Linked DNA regions of Homo sapiens: region 2 is linked to region 1. The links are chromatin contacts, found by Hi-C in ENCODE. All regions are on one chromosome and are shown on one strand. The core of a region is the stretch at or near the end of the contact, and the rest is flanking DNA. Distances in the headings are between cores, read along the strand shown. Region 1 holds the start of EFCAB13-DT (EFCAB13 divergent transcript). Region 2 holds the start of SP2 (Sp2 transcription factor).

Region 1 (3,976 bases), core at 683-3,182:
TGTTATCTGCAATAAGTACAAAAAAAAAAGTAAAGCAGGGAGGGGAATATGAAATGTAGTATAGGGGAAGAGATGCAGGGAACAGAATGGGTGGCCAAGGAAGACCTTACTGAGAGGGAGACTTTTGAGTACAGACCTGCAAGAACTGAAGTAGGGAGCTGATTAATATCTTAGGGAAGAGCATTTCAGCCAGAAAGAAAAGTAAGTACAAAAGCCCCGAGGCAAGAAGAATGTTCAAGGAATAGTGGGAAGGCCCCAGGAGGCTGAAGCAGGAGAGATCAGAGAGGCTAAGTGAAAGTGGCATATCATGGAGGACCCCTAGATGACAGTAAGAACTGTGGCTTGTACTCTGAAGGAGTGACAAGCATTGAAAGAGTTCTGAGGAGAAGGATTACATAATCTGAAGTTCTTTCTGAAAGGATCACTCTGGTTACTGTGAGGAGGGAAATCAGGTAGGTCTGGGTTCCTGAATGCCAAGTGAAGAAAGTACTTCAAGAGTGAGCAATCAGGCTGTGCATGGTGGCTTATGCAGGTAATCCCAACACTTTGATGCGGGGGTGGGGGTCTAAGCAGGAGGGCTGCTTAAGGCCAGGAGTTCAAGACCAGCCTGGGCAACAGTGAAACTCCCACCTCTACAGAATTTTTTTTTTAATCAGCTGGACATGGCGACCTTAGTCCCAGCTACTCCAAAGACTGAGCCAGGAGGATCTTTTGAGCCCAGGAGTTTGAAGCTGCAGTGGGCTATGATTGCACCACTGCACTCCAGCCTGGACGACAGAGACCTTGTCTCAAAAAAAAAAAAGGGGGGTGGGGTGGGCGGTTAAGATCAGTACTGAATGGTTCGCTAGGTTTCACAACACGGAGGACACTGACAAACTTGAAAGGAGCCATCTGGGTGGGGTGGTAAGGAGACAATGTCGTCAGAGTGAGTACAAGAGAGAACGGGGTAAAGAAATTGAACCCAGCCAGTAGGGTAGGCTCTTTCAAGGAGTTACGTTGTTAAGAGAAATAAGGCAGTAGCTGAGAGGAAAATGGGGCTGTGAGGCTTTAAGATGAGAAAAACAAAGGCGTCTTCACTGAAGCATGACTCTGTATGACATCCTTTCACAAAATACCTTCCTCTTTCCTCTCATGCCACATTTCCCTCACAAGCCGCCCGACTCGCTCGCTTTTCTCTCGCCAGAGGGACTGAAAACGTCATTAATACCAACTGCATACACAACTCCATTGCAGCTACTGCCATTCATGAACGTTCAAACTTTCGTCACCCTGTTTTCATATTTGTGTAACAAACGTCGAGTGAACGAACCTCCACCTCTTCCAAGAACCCACGCTGAGGAGGCTTCCCATAGACCCTGCTCTTACGAAGCCAACGACTTCTACAGGAAGAAAGAGGACCTGTAAGCTAGCGAGTGAACGACCCGCAAGATGGAAATGAGTGTGCTAATAGAGGTCTCCGCCTCCCGCTGAAGGAGCAGGGAAGTGACACCACCCCCGGGACCGCCAGCCTTCTACAACAACCACCATTTCTGAGGAACCACCTGATCAGTCTCAGTCACCCTTCAATCTGCCCCTTTGTCCCACTCAGTCCCCTCACTGTTCCTTTCTGGAACCTTCCTTCACCCAGCCCCACCACTGTTCTCCTTCCTCCCTCGCACCCTACTGCATTCTCCACCCTCCACCTCGAAGGCTCCCCTCCCAACTCCTCAGCGGGTCTCGCCTCCCCTCCCCACCTCTGTCCCCCAAGGGTCCCACTACCGGCCCGAGCTGCCCTCCCTTCCTCTCGGCTGGAGGCCCCCGCGCTCTCTGTGGTCAGCCCCTGCCGCCCCTCGGGCGGCGCTGCTCTAGCTCTGCAGCCTTCCCAGGATCCCGCGCCGCGCGGCCCCGCCCCCGCGGTCACCTGACCGAGCCCGACGCTCCGCCCACCGACCACCCCGAGCGGAGCGGGCCCAGGACCCTATCGGCTGTCGAGCCGGTGCTGCCGCGGCCACCGCCACCGCCCAGGGGCTCCGGGGCTGTGGGGAGCGGCTGAACTCAATACCGCCTCCGCGCTGACTGGAAGGCACTGCGGCCGCGCCTGCCTGCCCCACCTCGTAAGGGCCTGTGACCTCACGAGGCCAGCCGCCGGGCGCTGCATTCGAGCGGTGGGGCTCCTGTCCGTGCGCTTTCCTCCCGCAGCCCCGGCCGGGATTCCGCCCTCCGTCCTTGCCACCCGCTCGCCACTCTTCCCTAATCGCTGTTCATTCTCCGGTGCGCTGTCCCGCCATGGTCTGACCCCACTTCAATCTTACCTTCGGTCCGTCCTTTGAACACCCCGACCCCCGACCCCTTTCTTCCAAAACATTCCATCCTTCTTGGCTTCTGCTACTCAATAATGGACAGCAGCTCGAAGGCCATGTGTCCCACGGCTTTGCTGAAATTTGTCTCGGGTTGCCTTTAAGGAGACTGTCGTTTCCTTTTGAAAGAGATACTTTGGTTGGTTTGGTTTTCTTCTGTGTGTTTGTTTTTCCTATGTATTTATCGTATGCAGTTGGGCAAAATACTTAACGCTCCCTGAGTCTCGATTTTCTCATTCTTCCAGGGTTGTGGGAATTCAAAAATATATACGTAGTGCTCAATAAATGTTACAATATTTAATCCCTTCCGTGATACTACTGTGTTCATTTACATCTTAAACCTTGCTTTGTAGGCATTCTTTAATATTTTATTTAGATTTTTATTATTATTAAATATATGTACAAATCATAATTGTAAATATTTAATGGGGTACAATGTTATATTTTAATATATGTATACAATATGGAACGACTAAGTCAAGCTTAACATATCCATCACCTTGTTTAACGTTTTTTATGGTGAGACATTTGAAATTTACTCTTAGCAGTTTTGAGATATACGATATATTATTATTAGCTATAGTCACCACACTATGCAATAGATCTCAGAAACTTGCTGCTTTTGTCTGACTGAACCTTGTACCCTTTGAACAGCATCTCCCCATCCTGCATCTCCTACCCGCCCCGTCCCTTTCCAGCCTCTAACAACTATTCTACTGTCTACTTCTATGAGTTTGACTTTTTAAGATTCCACATATAAGTGAGATCATGTGGTATGTGTCTTTCTGTGCCTGGCTTTTTTCACTTAGTATGTCCTCCAAGTTGATTCATGTTGTCACAAATGACAGAAATTCTTTTTTAAGGCTGAATAGTATCCATTGCATATGTTGATTCATGTTGTCACAAATGACAGAAATTCTTTTTTAAGGCTGAATAGTATCCATTGCATATGTTTACTACATTTTCTTTATCCATTCATCCATCGATGGACACAGGTTGATTCCATTATCTCAGCGATTGTGCATAATGCTGAAATGAACATGGAAGTGCAAATAAGTCTTTGATATACTGATTTCAGTTACTCAATATATGCCCAGAAATAGCATCGCTGGATCATATGGTAGTTCTATTTTTAATTTTTTGGGAAACCTCCATATAGTTTTCCATAATGGCTGTAATAACACTAACAGTGTAAAAGGTTTCTCCACATCCTCAGCAACACATTTTTTTCATCATTTTGATAATAGCAATTCTTTTTTTTTTTTTTTTTTTTTTTTTTTGAGATTGAGTCACTCTGTTGCCCAGGCTGGAGTGCAGTGGCACAATCTCAAATCACTGCAACCTCCATTCCTGGGTTCAAGCAATCTTCCTGCCTCAGCCTCCCAAGTAGCTGGGATTACAAGCATGTGCCACCACACTTGGCTAATTTCTGTATTTTTAGTAGAGATGGCGTTTCACCATGTTGGCCAGGGTGGTCTCAAACGCCTGACCCTCAAGTAATCTGCCCACCTCAGCCTCCCAAAGTACTGAGATTACAGGTGTGAGCCACCACACCCAGCTTAATAGCCATGCTAACAGGTGTGAGGTGATATTGTAATCTTATTTTGCATTTCCCTAATAATAGTGATTTTTTTTTTCGC
Region 2 (4,200 bases), core at 1,200-3,699, 570 kb before region 1:
GATCCAAAATATCCTAAGTTTTTCAGTGTTTGGAAGCAGGGTTTCCAATTTTTGTGTATACAGAAAAGGGGGGTGTGTGTGAAAAAATAAGTATTAGAAAAAAAACATGTTATACATATCTATCACAGAAATGAGTGGGCAAGGTTTAGAAGATGGCTGAAACCAAGCCAATACTAAGGTCTACTGGTTGGCTGCAACAAGTTTAAAATGTCTTCATAAGGGCCCTGGTTGGGCAATACTATACTTGCTGACAGTACTTGGGATCTGCCACAGACCTATAGCAAAGGACTGTTCAACTTCTCCAAAAAGCTGGTATTAACCACCAGAAGAAATAAGAAGTTCAAGGCCAAAATATCCAAATGAACCAACCACTCTACTTGCTGAAATGCCATAAAGCTTCTTTACCCCAGACATTTGCCCAAATCTTATAATTTCTTTTCTCCTCTCTGACAGGCCTCTCCAGAGGCCCAAACTTTAATAGAATCTGAGAGAAAAAAGTGGCCAGTCTATCTGCTGTCCAGAGTGATGCCAAACTCTTTCTCCCGGAGCCAGTTCTCCCCGTTGGGCAGTCAGGTGAGGATCCGATTATTAACAAACTCTACTTGGGTCTCCTTGGCAAAGAGTTTCTGGCTTCAGCAGCCTAGCTCAGGGGGGTTCATAATTATGTCAGACTCGCTTTTTTTCTTGTAGTTGCTTTTAACCAAAGAGGTTAAGCCTCTGTACAACCAAGAGGAAGAACTAGAATTAGAAAACTTACCAATCGTCCCAGCCAATGATAATCCATTTCCAACAGGTATTAACGCCTGTTAGAAGCCACTGGAACACTGACATCATCAGCCCAATTGATAGGTTGTCTGATAGATTCGCCCCCTTCATCGCACACAAGAATTTAAAACAAAACAAGACACTGCAGTTATATTCATTATTGCAGACAATGGGTTTCTTTGTGTTAGTAATTGAAATTACTGCTGTGGTCTGGACTCCACCATTATTTCCTTTGCAGCCTGTGAGCCAGCCAACACTCTAAACTTTCTAGCCCTAAAAATTGTATCATCCAGAATACCAACTCAATACAGCCCTCCACTGTGAAACTGAATGCCTTCTGGGGTACAGCATGAAACCGTTTTAGACAGTGCATGCCAGTGCACCTTGAAACAGTGTCCATCTGTAATGAAATCTGTAAACGGGAAACTTGGGCCAATTCATTGTTTAAAGCAGATCTACTGGCTCATACCTTTCTCTAGGAAACAATAAGTGAACAAGAAGTAACCTCAGAAGAAGAAAGAACTTTGGGAGAATGCACTGAGAAAGGCCAGACTGAGTCCCCTTGGATGAAGTTAATTAAGAAACAAACATGACAGGATATTGCAATCAAAACCAAGGAATGCAGTGAGGACAGGTTTCTCAGTTGCCCAGAGGAGAAAACATAGTTCCTTCTGAACTAAAATTAGAAAGCCGCTGGCAAGGAAACATAAGAAGCATGGATAAGAGGCTGAAAACCGTAAGTCAGCAATGGGGATGGAGGTGGGTACAGGAAGAGAGCGAGTATCTATTTTGTTTTATTTCTTCTGTAATTCCTTAAGATTGTTTGCGCCTGAGCTTTGGGACTGCAGTAGTCTCCCCTACGGGGCGTCAAGTAACAGGCTGGGAGCTCTGGCAAGAAGTTCTCAAACTTCTCACAATTCTGCTAAGAGCTTGCAGATATCTAGCTGGAAGATCAAGGATCCAAGTAAAAACATTAAAGGAAGGTTTTTGCCCACTCCCCGGTGAGAGGTCATCTGCCCAGGGAGTGCTCTCGTGTCCTGACACCATCGCCCGACTGGGGATATATCAGTAACCGGGCTGTCGTCGATGCCGAGCAGTGCCCATCTGGTTGGCAGCGTCCGGGTCTCAAGCGTTCCCTCGCCCCTCTCTGTTCTCCGGGGAGCCCTGAATCGCTGGTGGGCATCTACAGTTAAGAGTGCAGGAAGGCCTCTCAGACACGGGGCGAACACAAGGGCTGTTGGCTGCCTCCTCAGAGCCGACCCAGGCATAGTTCGCCCAGGCGGGAGAGCGGCGTTGAAGTGGGTCGGCACCCGTCCGAGGGGTGCCAGGCCACCCCGGTGCCCGCTCCTCTCGCCGGCCCCCGGAAGCGCCGCCCTCCCGCCCGGCGGGCTCCGAGGGGGCGGGGAGTCGAACGCCCCCTTCCGGGTGCCTCCGCCCGGCTGGCCAGCCCCGCTCCTCCTCCGGGCGGGAATCCTCCCTCCCCCGCCCCTCCTGAAGCCGGGCCCCGACGCCAGACCCAGCCCCAGGGGGGAACCCCCGGCCTCGGCTCCCTCTCCCCGCGGCCTCTGCCCGTCTTCCTGACCCTTGGGGGCCGGGAAGACCCCGCCGGCAGCGGCCGGGACCCACCGCTCATTACGACATCTTCCTCCCTGGCCTCCGCCGCCTCCGCCGCCACCGAGAGCCTGACACCGCCCGCCAAGCAACCGCCAATCCCGGAGCCCGCCACCGCCCGAGCGACGGCAGCCTTCACCAATAAGCGCTTGGAACATTGGGGACCGACAGCACTATTAACCAATCAACCAGAGGCGTCTAGAGCGACGTTGATTTGACCAATAGGTCTGTGCAATGTCACTGATGGACGGTAGAGCGCACCAACCGAAAGCCAATTGAATAATGAGTGACATGTGCATCAGCCAATTGGAGGGAGGCAAAGTCCCGCCCGCTGGGTGGTTGATGTACAGCAACAGGAAGCTGGAAGGGGAGGGGCTTAGCCGAAGAGTGCTTTTGTATTGGTCGAGGTTGACCTTCCACCCACCTCTAACCCAGAGGATGAATGATAGATCTGCCCTGAAGCCAATCAGAAGTCCTTAGGGTGAGGCCCACAAATGCCCCAGAAATAGCATATACATTGCGCCCTAAGTCCAGTCTCGCCCAGGTGTGGCAGGAGCTTTTACCTGCTCTTCGGCAGTAGCCGGCTGCCACTCAACCCCATGCCTGGTGAGTGGAAAGCCATCAACCTTTTATTTAGTCCCTCTCTCGTTGTCGCCTGGGGAGGGGCGACTTTGTACAGTGAGGCACTGGGGTCCGGCACCATAGTGGGAGTTGGGGTTGTTTACGCGACACTTCTAAGGGGATTTTCACAATCGGTTAAGCCCCCGTTAATCCTCACATGGTTATTGCGGCGACCCCCATAGCCCACGGTCCCAAACGTGTGCATCTGAATCATCCGAAGCTCTTTCTAAAGGCAGGCTCCCCTGGCCGCCTCTCCTAATCCGACTCGGTACTTCACGGGGCGTGCCTAGAATCTGCATTTTAGCAAGGGCCTCGCGTGGACAGAATTGCACGCTTGAGTTTGAGAAGTACTGCTTGGCCTCTGCCCCACTTACCCTTACCTTCTTGAGATGAGGTAAAGCACTTGGTAGGCACTAGGCGGGTAGGTTTATCTTTGCTCCCAAGTCTCTTCCGAGAACTTGGGAAGGCTGCCTAGCTTAGTGAGGGAATCCATTCTGGCTTCAGACCAGTCTGGGTTTGAAACCTACACATCCCACTAACTTAGGCAGGGTACCGAAACTCCCTGAGCTTCATGTCCTCATCAGTAAAACGAGGTTAATCACACCTACACCTTAGCGCGATGGCTTAAAAAAAAAAAAAAAAAAAACAAACAAAAAAAAACATAGTCCATCAAGAGAAATACATTTTGCATACAGACCAGTACACTGCTATTTGTATGAGAGTGTCATAAAGTTTCCGAAAACAATGCTTACTACTTGTGACGCACTGATAGTTTCTATGCTTATCCTATCCTATCTTATTCTCCTTCTTGTTGATCATGACTGGCAGTTTGAAAAACACTGCTAGAAAAGGTTGGTGTGATAATACAAAATGCAGAGCAGAATACCGGGTACACAGTAATTGCTGAATAAATGTTAATAGCCTCTTCCAGTCTTCTCCTCTCAGTGTTAGCCTTTGAAAAACAAGACTTTAGACAATAATACTCCTCTAGTAAAGATCCTTCATGGGATCCGTATCTCCTAGATAAAGCCCAAACTCCTTTCTAGGCAAAGTCCTCCCACTCTTTTTTCTTCTTAACCTCAGCATCCACCAGAGGACACACTCTTACTGGTGTATCTTTCATGCTTTATCTCCTCCCTCTACCCCCGTTCCCTTCCTACAAATCCTACCCTTTTCCCTCCAGGAAAGATTCCAGGTTCCTAA

The links. A loop is a pair of places that touch in the nucleus more often than their neighbours do. Pooled maps may share reads with other maps.
Region 2: a loop to region 1 is called in a map of naive thymus-derived CD4-positive, alpha-beta T cell, with 10 times the contacts of the local background. The contact joins the promoter of SP2 here to the promoter of EFCAB13-DT in region 1. A Hi-C loop is called at or near these places in 1 of 168 maps with a recorded cell type or tissue (naive thymus-derived CD4-positive, alpha-beta T cell), 1 of 37 single-sample maps with no recorded cell type and 9 of 50 pooled maps.

The regions. Positions count from the first base shown.
Region 1 is chr17:47,321,857-47,325,832 of GRCh38, reverse strand. It overlaps EFCAB13-DT (EFCAB13 divergent transcript), which reads left to right and starts at 1,932. Exons shown (of 3, transcript NR_110880.1): 1 at 1,932-2,144. It overlaps EFCAB13 (EF-hand calcium binding domain 13), which reads right to left and starts at 1,878. Exons shown (of 25, transcript NM_152347.5): 1 at 1,759-1,878; 2 at 1,310-1,379. RefSeq lists enhancers at 1,090-1,269, 1,310-1,399 and a silencer at 1,740-2,149.
Region 2 is chr17:47,894,485-47,898,684 of GRCh38, reverse strand. It overlaps SP2 (Sp2 transcription factor), which reads right to left and starts at 2,449. Exons shown (of 7, transcript NM_003110.6): 1 at 2,392-2,449. The coding sequence starts at 2,398. SP2-DT (SP2 divergent transcript) reads left to right here and starts at 2,869. Exons shown (of 3, transcript NR_135480.1): 1 at 2,869-2,982. SP2-AS1 (SP2 antisense RNA 1) reads left to right here. Exons shown (of 3, transcript NR_103857.1): 3 at 1-299. RefSeq lists silencers at 1,950-2,379, 3,928-4,200.